Linked DNA regions of Mus musculus: region 2 is linked to region 1. Evidence: chromatin loops called from intact Hi-C (ENCODE). Cell type or tissue: left cerebral cortex. All regions are shown on one strand.

Region 1 (8,000 bases):
AGGATCAATTTAACAGGACTCCTCTAGCTGCCCTGTAGACTGATCTTTAAGGTGGCAAAGACAAAGGCAAGTTTCTGTGACCACTGACTGGCGTTAGCAGGAAATCTTACCAGTGCTAAGGACTGAACTGAGCCACAGTACCAGGCCCAAGCAGTTTCCTAATTCTTAGGATACTATTACATGTTCTCTCGAATTATGCCTGTCATTTCTACAATTAGCTATCCTTTCCAAGTTCCTCATTTGCTTTAACATAAAAGATAACATAGGTCCACTTGTTTAAGACATTTATTACTTTAGTTGATTTGAACAACCTCTATACAGTGACTTGTTTTGCTGAATAGAAAAGAATTTTAGCTATCAAGATTTTGAGTCTAGTATTTTCTGGAAATCAAATCATCCTTTTAAAATCTCCAAAGGAAAACCAATTTAATAAAAGCATCAATTAGATTTTGAGACCAAGCCAGCTGTTCGGGGACAATACCATTTCTTCCACACTCAAAATCACTTTGGGAAACTACTCCAAGGCATCGCACAAATAGAAATAAAAGTGTGGTTAAGTATGGCCTTTGTGAAATGTCAACATCCAGGCAGTTACCAGCCACTACCCATAGGTAGATTGTAAACGATGAAATAACACTACCAAAATGGACTATTCTTACCCATGATGAATTGACTGGAATAGAGAAAATTTCTCTATATTGTAGGTAGTCCTGGAACCAGAGAGCCATCTGCCTCTGCACACACCAGCTGCTAGAAAAGCTTAATGTCTGCAAGCTTAATCAAACTTATATTTGCTTGGTTGATATTAACTTGCAACCACAACCAAGTTTACAAATCTAATGGAAATAATCTGCCCTAAATAAGCCCTACTACATCCAATGTTCAACCTTCATCTCCAAATCCATACTCTAGATCCAACAGAAAGTGAAACCTCTTCCAACAAATTTACCTGGTCTTCTGAAAATAACACTGGATTCAATTCTCAAAATGTGGGTTATAGTTGATCTCACTTTTCTATGCACAAAACAGGTTTTGAAACCCTCTCTTCCTACACATTTCTAAGCAAAATCCAACTCTATAAAGTTTGTACTCATCAAACTCCCAAGCAGCCACTTCAGTGAACCAAAAGATGCCATCGTAAAGCTGTAGATTCTATCTCATGCACCAACACATCCAGGGTCAGTTTCAGGACTTTTTACCTCTTACAGGGTCTTACACACAGAACACCACTTGGCACAAACACTATATACACTTAATCTCATAAGCAGATAATGCAAAGTACATCAGAAACAAGATATGCCATCACCTGCAGTTTTCAATTATTGCACTTAACTTCTACATTTTCACAGAACACTCATGACAATCTGTAGACTAGTTTTAACAAATAACACCTTTAAGCAGAAATGACTGTCCTAAATTGTTTATTGGATATGAATTTTACAAATATCACGTGTATTAGCGGTAACGGTGGAGCTGGAGAGTATTGCGCCTTCTCCAGGCTGCACGGCGGGAACCACCAATAGTGTGGTGGAACTTGTGGCCCTTTCCAAGGCCACGGCTCTTTCGGCCAGCAGATGTCAGCCCACGCATTTCTCTGTGTTTGTGGACTGGTTTGGTGATCCACTGGGTGTCAGGATTTCTTCTGATAGCTTTATGGAACGGATCAATGAGGATAACCTCAAAAAATTTATATGTGGAATCTTCACCAACCCAGTAGGAATTCAGGACTCTCAAAGCCCCACAATGGCGCCCAGCTCTCTCCTAAAATATGCAGAGAAAGACCAGTCAGTTTCCTGTAAACTAGACAAAAATCCTTCTAACTCTGGGTCATGAGACTGAAGCAGGCCAGGTCCCCACACACCTTAAGAATTAGACTAGCTTAAATGACAGACATGTAGACAAAAGCACATAACTTTTTTTCTCCCTAAAAACCAGACATGAAATTGAGTGCTGTCCTAGTCCCCTTCAGCAATAGGGATCAAGCCCATAACCCTATACATTAATTCAACAAATGAAAAAAAAAGTTCTAGCTTGTGGAAAGGGGGCTCCTACAACCATTTATCAACCTAAGAGTAACTGATCACAGAATATTAGCAATGTAAATAAAACAGAATGGCCCAAAATTTTACAGTCTTCCAAAAGCATAGGGTCTGTAGAAACTAGTCCAGAAACCCAAACCCCTTTCCGCACATCCTCAAGCAAAACAGTAACAATGAGTACCGATAGTGACTAAGTACAAAACAACTCCATCCCCACCTTATACCGAGGGAAACTCCACCGGCTTCCCCGTTTCTTCCTAGCCCACCATTCCTAATGGGTTGTCAAGACAATCGATACTCCCAACAACTCACCTCAGCAACAGACTGAAGGCTTCGGGCAAATTTCAGCTGGTTAACACCATGGTGGACAGGCTTGCCGTAAGTTGCACCCTTAGGAACTGGGCGTTTACGACCACCACGGCGGACACGAATCCTGTAAATGACATAGCCTACACAAACAAACAAAACAACCCAACCACCAATACGTTAGACTAAGTTAAGACTTTCCAATGCTTCCTTTTAATTACAAAGATAGACTATGTAGACTAAAGTATATCTGTAACCTATATCACATTTAGCATAGCTAAATCAGGCAGGTTTTTTGGGGGGGGGGGCACTTCCAAACTGAGGCCCGCCGACTTTTCTGGGAGTGTTATAGACCACCCACATCGTGACCTCACGCACCTTGCTTAGCCTTGTATCCCAGTCTTCGAGCTTTATCAGGCCGGGTGGGGCGGGGAGCCCTGTGCAGCGCAGAGAGCTGGCGGTATTGCCAACAGCGGACCCTCAGAAGAAAGCGCATCACGTCGGACTGCTTCTTCCTCCATAGCTCCTGGATGTACTTGTATGCACCCATCTTGGCTCACCTTTTGAGAGGAAGAAGCAAATCGAAAGAGCGATCGCTGTCAAGGACATTGACTACGGCCTCTCCATCCTTCCTGGAGCCCCACCGTCCACCGGGAATGAGAAGGGCTCTGCAGAGGCAGCAAGGCGCAGGGCCGGCTGGGCGGGACTGACTATTCCATACTCCCGGAGGCCGCCAGAACTGGCAGCAGGGTTATAACCGCCACCGCGAGTAAGACCAGGAGAGCTTCGTCCCACCCGGGCGGCCTGATGAGAGGCAAGCCGAGGCCACGCTTCCATCCCACGCCTCCTTCAGTCCCCGGCCCAGCTCGGATCCTGCCGCCATTGCGTCTCTCAAGCCTCCCGGACGGCGGCGTATTCGTACCCTCTCCACCCCGTATCCTCACTAGGCGCTCGTGCGAGGCAGAAACTCCGAGGCCGTAGGGTCGCCGGGGTCGGATGGCTGAAGACTAGCGCGATTCGCGACGGATAGACACACAAACACCACCCCGCCGCCCTACCTGATGGCTGCCGCCAGAGGAAAGGAAGAAGGCTTTCTCCCACAATCCCTTTTGTGGCTCCTCCTCCCACCCCGGCGACCCTCCTTCCGGTGGGGCATTGTAGCCGCACTGTGCCTCTTGGGGCTTGTAGTCCCGACATCCAACCTGGTGGGCGGAGTCAGGCTGGGACAGCCCGCCGCTTCCGGATGCTCTCCCAAGCTCTCAGCAGTGCTCCTGAGCTGCCAAGGCTGCGGAAAGTGAGAGGCGGCGAGTTTGCTTACGTCACGTCAAGGGGCCGGAGGAAGCAGGTCGGGGACCGGCTCCAGAGGGACGCCTTCGGACCGCGGTGACCTGCGTGCTGCTGTCTCACTGCCCTGCAGTGTCAGGTTGGTGTTTCCACCGGCGCCTCGCTCCGTGATCTCGGAGCACAGTGACCGCAGGACGGCCGTGACTTGGTCGTAGGCGAAGTGGTACGCGTGGACCTTGCGTGTCCTTAAGGCCGGCCAGGGACTTTGGACTTGCGCGAACCAGGCTAGTGGGTGGACTGTGGTGCCCGTCCCCCTCTGAATTTTCCGAGGTGCCCGGGGACTTGATTTTATAGGCGTTTTTAGGATAGCAAATTGTTCATTTGCCATGACCCGTTTCAGGAAGAAATGCTGGCATTCTGCACTGCGTTCTTTATTGAGAAGTAATGGTGTATTGGAGTTTTTGTAGTTCCAGAATTTTCTATTTTCATACAGTTGTGTGGTTTTAATAAACTACGCTTGTTTGTGGCAAAGGTTTTGGGAATCATGTTTACCTTTTCCATCAATCTGTGGCTCTTCTTATCTTTTAGAATAAATGGCAGCTTTAGCATTTTAAGAGTCCTCACCTGTCCTATTTAAAAATTCAACAGATGTATTGCTTAATATGCGTGGAGCTCAGTCTCAGCTGCTGGTGATGCAGCTCAGACAACATACAAGTTCTAGCCTTGGGAGCAAGCGTTAACACTATGCTATGTATTGCTTTTGATGCCAAGTGTAAAGGACACACATTGAAGGAGTGGAGGGGTATTGAGCGGTACAGTGTCTCAGCGTCCTGGCAAGTGGAGCCTGGACGAGGTGGGGTTGGGGTGCGGGGGGGGGGGGGGAGGGGCAGTAACTGACTTTTTTCTCTTTTAAGCACATCTGGTGGAGCTTGCAAGTTAGCATGGAGTGAAGGATATGAATTCTTTTAGGACAGTCTTCAAAAATTTTTTAACGTTTATTTTTAGGCTATGTGTGTTTATTTATGTGTGTTTACTTGGATGTATGTTTGTGCACGACCACCTTTGTACCTGGGGCCCACTGAGGTAGGTGGAAGTGGTTGAAAACTTCCATGTAGGTGCTAGGAACTGAACCCTGGGGGCTCTGCAAGAGCCGCCAGTGTTCTAATTGCTGAGCCTCCTGGATGATTTTTTTTTTTTTAATAATGCTGAAGAATAAATTACAAGTCTGTGAGTGTAGTTCAGTAGTAATGTGTTTCATTGATGTGCAGAGACACCATGACCAGGACAACTTTTATAAAGGAAAACATTTACTTTGGGGCTGGCTTACAGTTTCAGAGGTTTAGTCCATTATTATCATAGCAGGAAACATGGCAGCATGCAGGCAAACATGGTGCTGGAGAAGGAGCTGAGAGCTCTACATCTTGATCTACAGGCAGCAAAGAGAGGTGTGCCTCACTGGGCATAGTTTGAGCATGGTAGATCTCAAAGCCCACCCCCACCCCACAGTGACACTCTTCCTCTAACAAGGCCTTACCTCCTTTTTTTTTTTTTTTTTTTTTTTTCCATTTTTTATTAGGTATTTAGCTCATTTACATTTCCAATGCTATACCAAAAGTCCCCCTTACCCACCCACCCCCACTCCCCTACCCACCCACTCCCCCCCTTTGGCCCTGGCGTTCCCCTGTACCGGGGCACACAAAGTCTGCGTGTCCAATGGGCCTCTCTTTCCAGTGATGGCCGACTAGGCCATCTTTTGATACATATGCAGCTAGAGTCAAGAGCTCAGGGGTACTGGTTAGTTCATAATGTTGTTCCACCTATAGGGTTGAAGATCCCTTTAGCTCCTTGGGTACTTTCTCTAGCTCCTCCATTGGGAGCCCTGTGATCCATCCATTAGCTGACTGTGAGCATCCACTTCTGTGTTTGCTAGGCCCCGGCATAGTCTCACAAGAGACAGCTACATCTGGGTCCTTTCAGTAAAATCTTGCTAGTGTAAGGCCTTACCTCCTAATAGTACCTTTACTCTTTGGGTAAAAGATTGAAACACATGAGTCAGTGGGGCCATACTTATTCAAACCTCCACAATGTGCTTAGTAGTTAGGAATCAGAAACCAAACCTCAAGGTTTTAAGTTGGGGTACAGATCGCTGAGAGGAAGGGTTAAAAGACAATACAGAATACCAGGACTGAAGGGACTCTGGCCAGCTTGAGTGTATTGAGCGTGGCAATGGAAGAAGACCTTGCCTTTCTCTCCCATTCCCTCTGCCTTTCTAAAAACCATTAGATTACATTTCTAAAGCTAGCCACCAAGATCTAGTACCGTATTTGGCCACTTCCTTCTTCTGAGGCTATCAAGACTATCAAGGTCCAGGTATCAAAGTATTGAAGTCAAAAGGCCACTTTGGCTCACCTCATTAACATGCCCAATTAAAATTAAACACCTCATCCTAATACCAGATTATCCCTTATCCCTTTATAAACCACCATTTACCTATGATGTCCAATTCCTCTCTATCCAGAGGCAGTCCTTTGCCTCTTCAGGACAGAGACCCATCCTTCCTCTCCCTTCCTTTCCCCTCCCATCCTTTACCTCCTGACTTTGTCTCTATTCCCTACCCTCTGTTCCTCTGGGGTAAGTAAATCTCCTTTGTGTTAGAACTTGGTCTTGGGGGTCCAACAGACAAAAACAGCAAGCAGTATTCTGGAATCACAGCTAAGGAGCTAGGAAACTACTGAATGATTCTGAGAATGAAAGTTAGATTTTGCTGGGTGTGGTGGCACACGCCTTTAATCCCAGCACTTGGGAGGCAGAGGCAGGTGGATTTCTGAGTTGGAGGCCAGCCTTGTCTACAGAGTGAGTTCCAGGACAGCCAGGGCTACACAGAGAAACCCTGTCTCGAAAAAACCAAAGGAAAAAAGAAAGTAAGTAAGTTAGATTTTAAAATTCTAACTTAGATGGTTTGAGGCTAAAAGAAAAGAGAAAAATGGATTAGAGAGACTAGTGAGGTTATGTTAGTTTCCCTAACAGCAATTACATATTTTAAATTTATGTTTATTTGTGCATTGATGTTTTTTCCTGCATGTATGTCTGAATGAGGGTGCCAGATCCTCTGGAACGGAAGTTACAGATATTGCGGGTCCTCTGGAAGAGTAGCTAGTACTCTAACTGCTGAGCCATCTCTCCAGCCCTAGCAATTACATTTTAAAATTTATTTTTCAGAGATAAAATTTTCTTTCTCTATTTTTGCTATGTAGTTTTAACTGCCCTAGAAACTTTATGTGTAGACTAGGCTAGCCTCATACCTTCAGAGACCCTCCAAGTTAACTCAGGTGAGGATGTTAATGGCTCAAATAAAACACTTATCATTTTACAGTTTGTAGATCAGAAGCATCACTAGGATAAAAATCATGGTGTCAGGAAGAAGAAAATCAGCTCAAGGTCCCCCTGCATCCCTTGGCTCCTGGCTTCCTTCATGTTTTAGTCAGTCAGTCCCTCTCCTCTAAAACTTGACTCATAGACACTTGTGCCCAGATCACAACCCCAGCCTTTGGCTCCGTGTCTCAAGGTTAATCCAGCCACACATGCTGTGATGGTTATTCCCAGCTGTCAGCTTGATTACATCTGGAATGAACTTCAATCCAGGAATGGAGGACATAGCTGTGGTCCAGATCTTGAGGCTGGAAGACACAGGCTTTTGATCCAAATCTTGACATGGAATGACATAGGCTTTTGATCTGAATCTTGAGGCCTAGTGGCTATGAAAAGCTTAGGCCCAGGAAGGTGGTACACACCTTTAATCCCAGGAAACTGAAGCAAGCAGATCTCTGAGTTCAAGTCCAGCCTGAGACAGAGCAAGTTCCAAATAAAGAACAGTTTAGGTCCAGGTTTGGTGGTACACACCTTTATTCTGGGCCGTGCTTTCTGCTGGAGGCCTACACAAGGACATTGAAGAAGGAGGACTCACTCTTTTCCACCTGCTTGCACTTACCTGCCAGCACACCTGTTGGAGTCTACTTCATGATTCCAGCTTATACAGAAGACCAGCTGAAATACCCACCTTCGTGAGGCTGAGCAACTTCTAGATTCTTTTTTTTTTTTTTTTTTTTTAAATTTATTTATTATATGTAAGTACACTGTAGCTGTCCTCAGACACTCCAGAAGAGGGAGTCAGATCTCGTTAAGGATGGTTGTGAGCCACCATGTGGTTGCTGGGATTTGAACTCCTGACCTTCGGAAGAGCAGTCGGGTGCTCTTACCCACTGAGCCATCTCACCAGCCCAACTTCTAGATTCTTGAACTTCCCATTCACAGCTGCTCATTGTTGACTTAGTTGGGCTGCAGATTGTAAGACATTCCTAGAATTTCCCTTAA
Region 2 (8,000 bases), 230 kb after region 1:
TCATATTTAGTGACACAGATCTCACTACATATTATATGTATACGTGCACATGTGTGTGTGTATATATATATAGATATAGATATAGATATAGATATAGATATAGATATAGATATAGATATAGATATAGATATAGATATAGATATAGATATAGATATAGATATATATCCATCCATCCCAGACTGGTCTAGAATCTATCACTCTCCTGCCTCAGCTTTCCGAATGCTGGGATTGGAGGTCTGCACAGCCATATCAGGCCTGTTACAATTAAGGTATTCAGGACGGCAACTTCAGTTGACTGGGTTGGCTGATAGGATAGAGTCTCTGAAGACTACAGGGAGCACTTTGCCTTCTTGACAAAAGGGCTGGATGCCATGGGTCCAGTCTTTTCTCCTCCTCCCTTCTAGTCTGAAACCAAGTAGAGAGGAAGGGAAGGTCTAATATACACATCCCAAGCCACACTGGGCATCTAAGGGTCTGAAGCACTGTCACTGTCTGAGGGCTCTTCTGGAAATGGGTCCATGATGATAACTGTACCAAGGCTCCAGACTGGAAGGCTGTGCAGATGCAGTGCTTCTTGCCCCCACCTCTATGACTGAGCCACCATCACAGTAAACTTCTGGAACGCTTGCTCTCACAGAAACAAGCTCTTCAGGTCCACCCTGTCTTATTTTCTAGAACTAGTTCCTGCACATTCAGTCACACGCCCCTCAACCATGGAAGCCAGCCTCCTGCAGTGCTTGTCTGGTCTCACTTCTCTCCTCCTCCTTCTATTTCCCACAAGGAGCAGCCTCATGCTGCCTCTTAGTATGGGACTCTGACAGCACCAACCTCAAGGTCATACTCTCTACCTCAAGTTGAAATAACTTGACAAGTCGTACTTCTCAAGCCTCTCTGCTGGAGGCAAGCAGCCATTGTGTATAGAAGTTGTTCTCCAGGACAGGTTAATCTTATGCCTCTCTAATGGGATACTACTGTAGACTGATACCATGATGTGCAATTTCATTTTAGCATCATTTTAAAATTGCAGAAACTATCAATGGTAGAGGATATACATGTCTCCTGCACTAAACAGATATTAGCACTTTCCCATCTTTGCTTTGAATCTTATTCTAAGAAGAAGCCTAGATTCATTCCTGACTTGCATCATGGGAGTTCTAAAATGCACAGAGCCATAAAGATTAAACATTCTATTGAGCCACTGTTATTGTGGATCCTGTGACATTCTTAATCTCCTGTGCTGTGGCTTCTCCCAGGAGGAGGTATGGGTCATTCTTGTATCCATTATTAACTACTGCATGGCAACATATTACAACACACAAATATTGTAGATGTCAGGGTTCTGTGTACAGTGAGTAGGGCTGCTGTACTCAGAGCCTCGCTGGATATCTGGTGGTCTGCACACTACAGTTATTAGGAGGTCTGTTCATGTACTCACAGGTAGCAGTGGGATCAGTGGCAGCTGATGCTAATAGTGGCCCAGCCACTGTCAATGTGGGCTTCCTTATAATGGGAAGGTTGGTAGCTGTTCCATGGGCAGGTTATCTGGAGCGAAAGAATCAAAGCCAGAGCCAATCAAATCAAATCAAATCAAAATCAAAATCAAATCAAAGCCATCTTGTCTTTATGACCTCCAAAATCACATACTTCACATCACTCCTGCTTCCTGCTGCTGTCACAGCAGCTGTGAAGGTCTGTCTGGATTCAAGGACATAGACTCTACCTCTCAACCTGAGGCATACAGGTCCTATTACACAAAAAGCCATAGACTGGAGGTGAGCATGGGAAGCCATGTAATATATGTTCTTTGTAGCCTGAAAGGGTGGCAGTGTTTTAGTTGGTGAGAGGGGTTCACAATTCCTTAGTTCAACTCTTTAGTTCAGACTGGCTTCAAATTCTGTGCAGGTTAGGCTGGCTTGGAGTTTGCAATCCTCCTGCCTCCACCTCTCAAGCACTGTCCTACAACCATGTCCTACACTTGGCTTCAGAGTTGTTTGGGGTTTTGTGTTTGTTTTTTTGTTTGTTTGGTAGGTTGATTAAAAAGGAAAACTAATTGACTAGGGGCTCAGTGGCACATGCCTATAGTCCCAGCTACTCCAAAGACTGAGATGGGAGGGGCGCTTGAGTCCAGGAGTTCTGGGCTTTAAGTATGCTATGCTGATCGATACTAAGTTCGACACCAATATGGTGACTTCACAGAAGCACGGGACCACCAGGTTGTCTAAAGAGAGGTGAACTGGCCCAAGTCAGAAACAGAGCAGGTCAAAATCCCCATTCTGATCAGCAAAAAATTAATTGGGTCTCTTGAGTATTTGTGAGACTGGACTTAAACGCTATGTCTGCTACTGAGTGCCTGCTTTCATGATGATGCAATTATTACCATGATTCCCTTACTTGCTCAGTTCTCATTGAAGCCCTGCCCCAACCACTGACAGGCAGGGCCTGACATCTACGTCTTATTTCTCTAACTTCGGGGAGATTCTCTGGGGTGATTTGAGCCAGGTTCTCAACATCGGTGCTTTGTGAACCCACTCATTACAGACAGTTCAGTCTGCCTAGACAGATACACCAGCCCCAGCTTTATCCACAGTTTTATCAATAAAGTTAGTGACCATGGACAGGTCTGACTGAGGTCAGGAGTAGTGAGGCCGTGCTGCACTGTTCCAGTATGTGCAAGGGAAGAATTACTGTTAGATTCATCATATTTCTGGATTGAAGAACAAGTAATTTGTGTCTTGAAGAAATAAAGGCAACATCCCATTCAACAGTTCAGAGGACTCACTCTATCCTTATGGGAAAAAAATGTATTCCCAGATGCAATAAATGGCAGATGCCTCTTACAAAGGTCATTGTGTCTTTGCTGTGAAAGTGCTACAGGTGTGTGTCAGAGACCATCTGGTGAGAAAGCGAGCCCTTCACAATCTCTCTGACAGGCCAAATGGCCTTGTGCTAGGAGCTAGTTATCACTCCCTCCTCCCTATTCCCTTCCTGGCACCTGAGGCTGTAAAAGCTGAATTATAGTCCCCTCTTCCCTATCTCTTCCTGAACTCCCATGCCATCCAAGGACGTGAGTTACGCCTGAGCTCGGCCTGACACCCAAGGCTATCAAGGAGGATCTATGTTCCAGAGATAAGATGCAGAGTGCACGCCCCCTGGAGCCTGACTTCGGCCCTCATGTCAACAGATGCCCACTTCTTTGTTCTTTGTAAAATTCCCCCTCAACCCCTCCCTATTCTCCATGATGTATGTTTTAAAACAAGGCATCTCAGCCTAATAAATGAGACCTTGATAGGTACAATCTACTTGGTCTCCTGCCTCTCCTTCCCTTCCTCCCATTTCCTTCCAGGTTTGTGGTCCCCCTTGCACCCATGAATAACTGAATCCCGCGGGACGGGATAGGTGTGTGGACATCACAGGTAATGTTCTCCTTGGGTGTAACCTAAGGAGGTGCTAAGTACCCCAAATTCAGGCACATCTGTGCCAGGGACCAGGCCTAATCAGCCCCCCTCAATCTATGGGAATCAGGGGTTCTGGCAGATGGGCATAGAGTCGGGCAGGAATTGGGGTGACATACAGATTTGACACAAGGGAGTGTGGATCTGAATGTAATTTGTCAAATCAAGCATCAAACTTTTTATACAGAAGAAAATAGGGAAGTTACTGGATTCTTACATAAAACAGAGGAATGCAACATGGAAGGACTGGCAGTAACCAACTGGGATAAAATTCAATGTTAAACAACTGAGATCAAAAACAGCCCCACCTAAGGTCCACTTAATCTTAGAAGCCAGGGACAAGGGCTTTGTGCCCTTGCCATAGATCCTATTCTAGTCTATTGTATAGTCCACCTTCTCCCTAGGCCATTGTAAATACTTGTGTATGGGTGTAACTCAGTTATCTATAGTTCTAAATATCTAATCTGGTTCCTCCTTAGATCACAAACTTCCTTCTTCCTAGATAATGGTAAATTTCTGTGTAGGGCAGTGACTTAGCTATACATGCCCAGGGTCGGATCAAGGACTGCCTAGGATCTAACTTAGCTATATGTCAAATAGAGGCACTTAAAATAAAGCAATATTAAGGGAAAGCACACAGATCCATTTGCCAACTAAAGCAAGGACATTGGAGCATTCGTTATACCGGATGCCACGATTCCAGGAGACTAAGTTTCCATGAACTTTTTACCTCGGGACAGCGCCCAGGTTTTTGGGGCCTGTTGCGCTTGTCACTACTGGAGTGGATGTACCACATCTGTCTCCTGTGAATACACTTTTAAGTCTCATGGCAGTGTGTGGCTTACTGCGGGCTGTCTGTGGGCATCCTTGTGTCTTTGTTGCTAAGGAAAATTAGACTCTTCCATTTCCTGTGACTCCGTGATTTCTTTTGTCACTGAATAAATAGCCCTGCAGCTTGGCCGTAAGTTTCCTACAGAATGAGTTATTTAAGGTCTTTAATTTAATCATCTCAAGATGATCTTCCTACCTCGATTTAATAAAGAAAATTTAAATGTGTTTGCTCTTTGTGTGTATCGTCAACCACCATCTGCTTAACAAATGGATGCAATAAGCCCCTGGAAAGGATGGGAGCAGATCATGTTCATAGAGAAGTTTTTCCTTTTCTAAACAGTATGTACGTGTTACATCCCCAAAGGGTGGGAGAATCTGCCACAAGTGTTAGTGGAGATTTCATGGTCGGAGGACGTGGCCAAGGAAAGCTGCCCATTTCCTTAAAACAGACAGGAAGGATCTTCCAGGAAGATCTTCAGATGAGTCACTTCCTCTTTTAGACTCTGCGTCCAAATAGCCCATTCATCTGTGAACCCCTCAATGGATTAATCCCTGGATGTGGTTGAGACTCTTGTGATTTAGTCACTGCTCAATAGTGCCACCCTCTGGGGATTGATTCTTTAACACATGAGCATTGGGGACTGGAGGAACTTCACAACCAAACCCAACAACAGAGACCAGTTCACCTGCTCAAGTTTAAGGAGAGAGTGATTTAGTCTTAGGTCTTCAGGAAGCATTCGTCTCTGCAAATTCCATAGGAAAAACTGTCCTCTCCTGAGAGGAACTGGGGCCGGGCTAAGTGAGGTGGCTGATGTTGGAGGCTGGCCCACATCTGTCTTGAAATCTATACACAGACATCCTAGCTTGCAGAACTACAGGCGGTGGCTGTGTTTGGGGATAAGACTTAAAGAAGTAATTAAGTTAAAATGACATTGTGGGGTGGGCCAATCTGACTGGGGTCCTAATGAGAAAAAGGGTGAGGACAAAGAGATAGTCCCAGGACTAGGCAGACTAGGCAGACTAGGCAGGGTCAGTGAGCTATGAGGAAACCCAACCAGCTAGGTGCCTTGGACTCGAAACTTACAGGATGGTGAAGGATGGAGCTTTCCTGTGGAAGCCCCTGGCTCTTGGTATCCTGTAATGGCAACTGGCAGAGACGAATCTGGAGTGGCAAGGCTTCGTGAGCAGAAGTCATATGGTGACCTGGTCGGAAGCACCAAGTAGACTCTGCAGAGGCTGCTAACTCAGAGAACTGGGTGTGATCCCAGTGTGTGCCTGGGTTCTGGGTCCAGAAGTCAGATGTGCAAGAGAGGCAGCTGGAGGCAGGTCCAAGCTTGGTTTGATGAATCATCTACATTTTTATAAAAAATATTGATCAGTTTCTGATGATTACCAATCAGACCGCTAGGGGCTGGAGAGAAGTCTTGCTGTTAAGAATACTTTGCTCTTCCATTGGATCCCAGTTTGCTTCCCAATACCCAAACCAGGCACTCACAACCATCTTCAGTTCCACGTGACACCATTTTCTGTCCTCCTCAGGTGCTGCATCACATGGTACATTTAACATACATTCAGGCAAAACACTCATACACATAAAATTATAAACAAGAACTTTAGGGCCGGACATGGTAGTGCATGCCTTTAATCCCAGCACTTGGGAGGCAGAGGCAGGCGGGTTTCTGAGTTTGAGGCCAGCCTGGTCTACAGAGTGAGTTCCAGGACAGCCAGGACTACACAGAGAAACCCTGTCTGGAAAAAAAATGAAGAAGAAGAAGAAGAAGAAGAAGAAGAAGAAGAAGAAGAAGAAGAAGAAGAAGAAGAAGAAGAAGAAGAAGAAGAAGAAGAAGAAGAAGAAGAAGAAGAAGAAAACTTTTTTTTTTTAATCCAAAGGTTCTACTCTAAAACAAAGCTAGAGCATTTGGCTTCCGTAAGAAAACTAGAAGGGTGCACTTCCCCATAGGTCAGGAGCAAGGACTGTGGTTTTGTAAGTGCACTGTAAATATATGACATCATATTATGAACAGCAGGTGGAGAAAGGCAAGCAAGACCTAGCAAAAGCATCGCTTTGAAATTTCAGGGTTGAAAGGCTTTACAGCCATTTATGTCTTGCCACAAAGCAGTGTGATTCACCTGCCGACTTTGTTGGTAGTGATTTACTGTGGAGGAAGTTACAAAATTAGCCATACCCAGCAGCTCTGGAAGCCTCCAATATTCCAGGGAGGGCTTTTAAAGGGCTTTTGTGATCTTAAGCTGGGTTTTTATAGTTGTTTCTATTTCCAGAAGACATTGGAAATAGCTTTAAGTATATGTATGTGCTCAATGTCTGCTTAACACTTAGATATACATGGCAACTAAGTTTCTCCTTCAGTGCAAAGGAAACTTGCTGTAATTCACACTTCAAACAAGAGGGCCTCTGTTACTGGGGGGGGGGGGGCAGAGAGGGGTATTGGTTGTGTTTCTAGGCCTTTGAGAAACAACACTCCCAGTTATTCATGTTCTTCACACAGGATGCCTGAGACAGAATTAGCAACAACAATTACTGTTCAGATCTGGCTTGCCCTTTTTCCTTCCAAGGCACTTTACATATTTTATGGAGAATTTTCGGTTGAATTAAATGGTTGGGGGAGCTGTCTGTCTCTTTCCTAGGCCTGAGGAGCTTATGCTAGAGAAGTCTGAGGCCAGCTGCTCACACCTAAACTTCACTGTAACAGGGTAGCAGCCTGCTGGCCAAGCTTCAAACAATACCTCTGAGTCTTTGATTCCTCTTACCTCAAATCCCTTAGCTGGCAGTGCTAAGAAATGATACTAGTACCTTGTAATCACACACTCATGAACACACACACATGCATACACATATGTACCCAGACACATATACACATACTGCTCCTCTGATGGTCTGAGGGTAAGGGGTAGGGTGGACCTCACTCTAGGCGTCCCCGAATCAATACACATGATGCACTTTGCCCCTGATTTCCTGTAGCAATCCTCTTTGGAACCTATTTTTTTTTTCCCTCTGGCCAGCTAGTGCAAGATCCATCAAGGATGTGATAATACTTATCATTGGTCATCTGTCTGCCACCTTCTGGAAGTCCTACCGCATTCTATTGAAGACAGGAATTCACCTGTCTAGGGCAGGGCTAGGCACTGCAGTCTGCCTGCAGTCATAGAATTTAAAGGGAGCATCTATGGAAGCCTGTAAAGGCCTCACTGTGCTGAGGGCTGTGTGCGTGTGCACCAGGGCACTTAAAGATCAGGAAACTAAGGGACATATTTACCCCCAGTCACAAAAGATCTGACTGCTGAACCCAGGCAACCTCAGCCTTGTAGGCCTAAAGGCATACATGTATTAACAAGAATTGCTTATGCATTTAGTTACACAAGTTCCACCTTGCTCCTGAAAGGATTTCCCATCGTTCTCAAAAACACCTAAAGATCAATGTAAGATTAACAGAGTGTGAGTCAGGACAACAGAACCTGAGGTCAAGAAGGACTAAGGAGCCCAGCAGAGGCCTGGGGTGAAGGAAGAGGCAATGTGCAGTCACCCATGCCTCTGTTGACGGCCTCTTCAGGGAAAGTTTGCTGTGTTTTCTCCCTCTCTGTCCTCTTCTTTGGGGAAGAGGAGGAACTCAATGGCTGAGGGAAGGGCTGTTGGCAGAAGTTTCTCTGCAAAGTAGGGCTAACTCTTTAAAAGCCCCTGCTTCCTAGGGCAGGGTAGTC

What was found. Peaks named below come from ENCODE experiments on the same cell type or tissue, not always from the same donor. Only the 100,000 strongest peaks of a DNase experiment are listed, where the experiment ranks them.
Region 2: it touches region 1 in a loop (4-fold over the local background); 1 of 42 quality-filtered maps calls a loop at or near these places.

Annotation. Positions count from the first base shown.
Region 1 is chr14:18,267,556-18,275,555 of GRCm38, forward strand. It overlaps Rpl15 (ribosomal protein L15), which reads right to left and starts at 3,431. Exons shown (of 4, transcript NM_025586.3): 1 at 3,404-3,431; 2 at 2,724-2,905; 3 at 2,352-2,488; 4 at 268-1,761. The coding sequence starts at 2,895. The coding sequence ends at 1,456. Nkiras1 (NFKB inhibitor interacting Ras-like protein 1) reads left to right here and starts at 3,581. Exons shown (of 4, transcript NM_023526.4): 1 at 3,581-3,768. In left cerebral cortex, a CTCF peak has its summit at 3,442; DNase peaks (open chromatin) are centred at 3,558 and 4,332; H3K4me3 peaks cover 3,083 bases; H3K27ac peaks cover 1,419 bases.
Region 2 is chr14:18,501,514-18,509,513 of GRCm38, forward strand. The region is part of intron 1 of Gm32587 (a long non-coding RNA gene); the gene reads left to right. It overlaps Gm38620 (a long non-coding RNA gene), which reads left to right. Exons shown (of 3, transcript XR_874231.1): 3 at 3,062-3,102. Among named protein-coding and RNA genes, the nearest start is that of Gm38620, 11 kb to the left of the region's middle. In left cerebral cortex, a CTCF peak has its summit at 4,886 (motif pointing left); DNase peaks (open chromatin) are centred at 4,866, 6,496 and 6,819.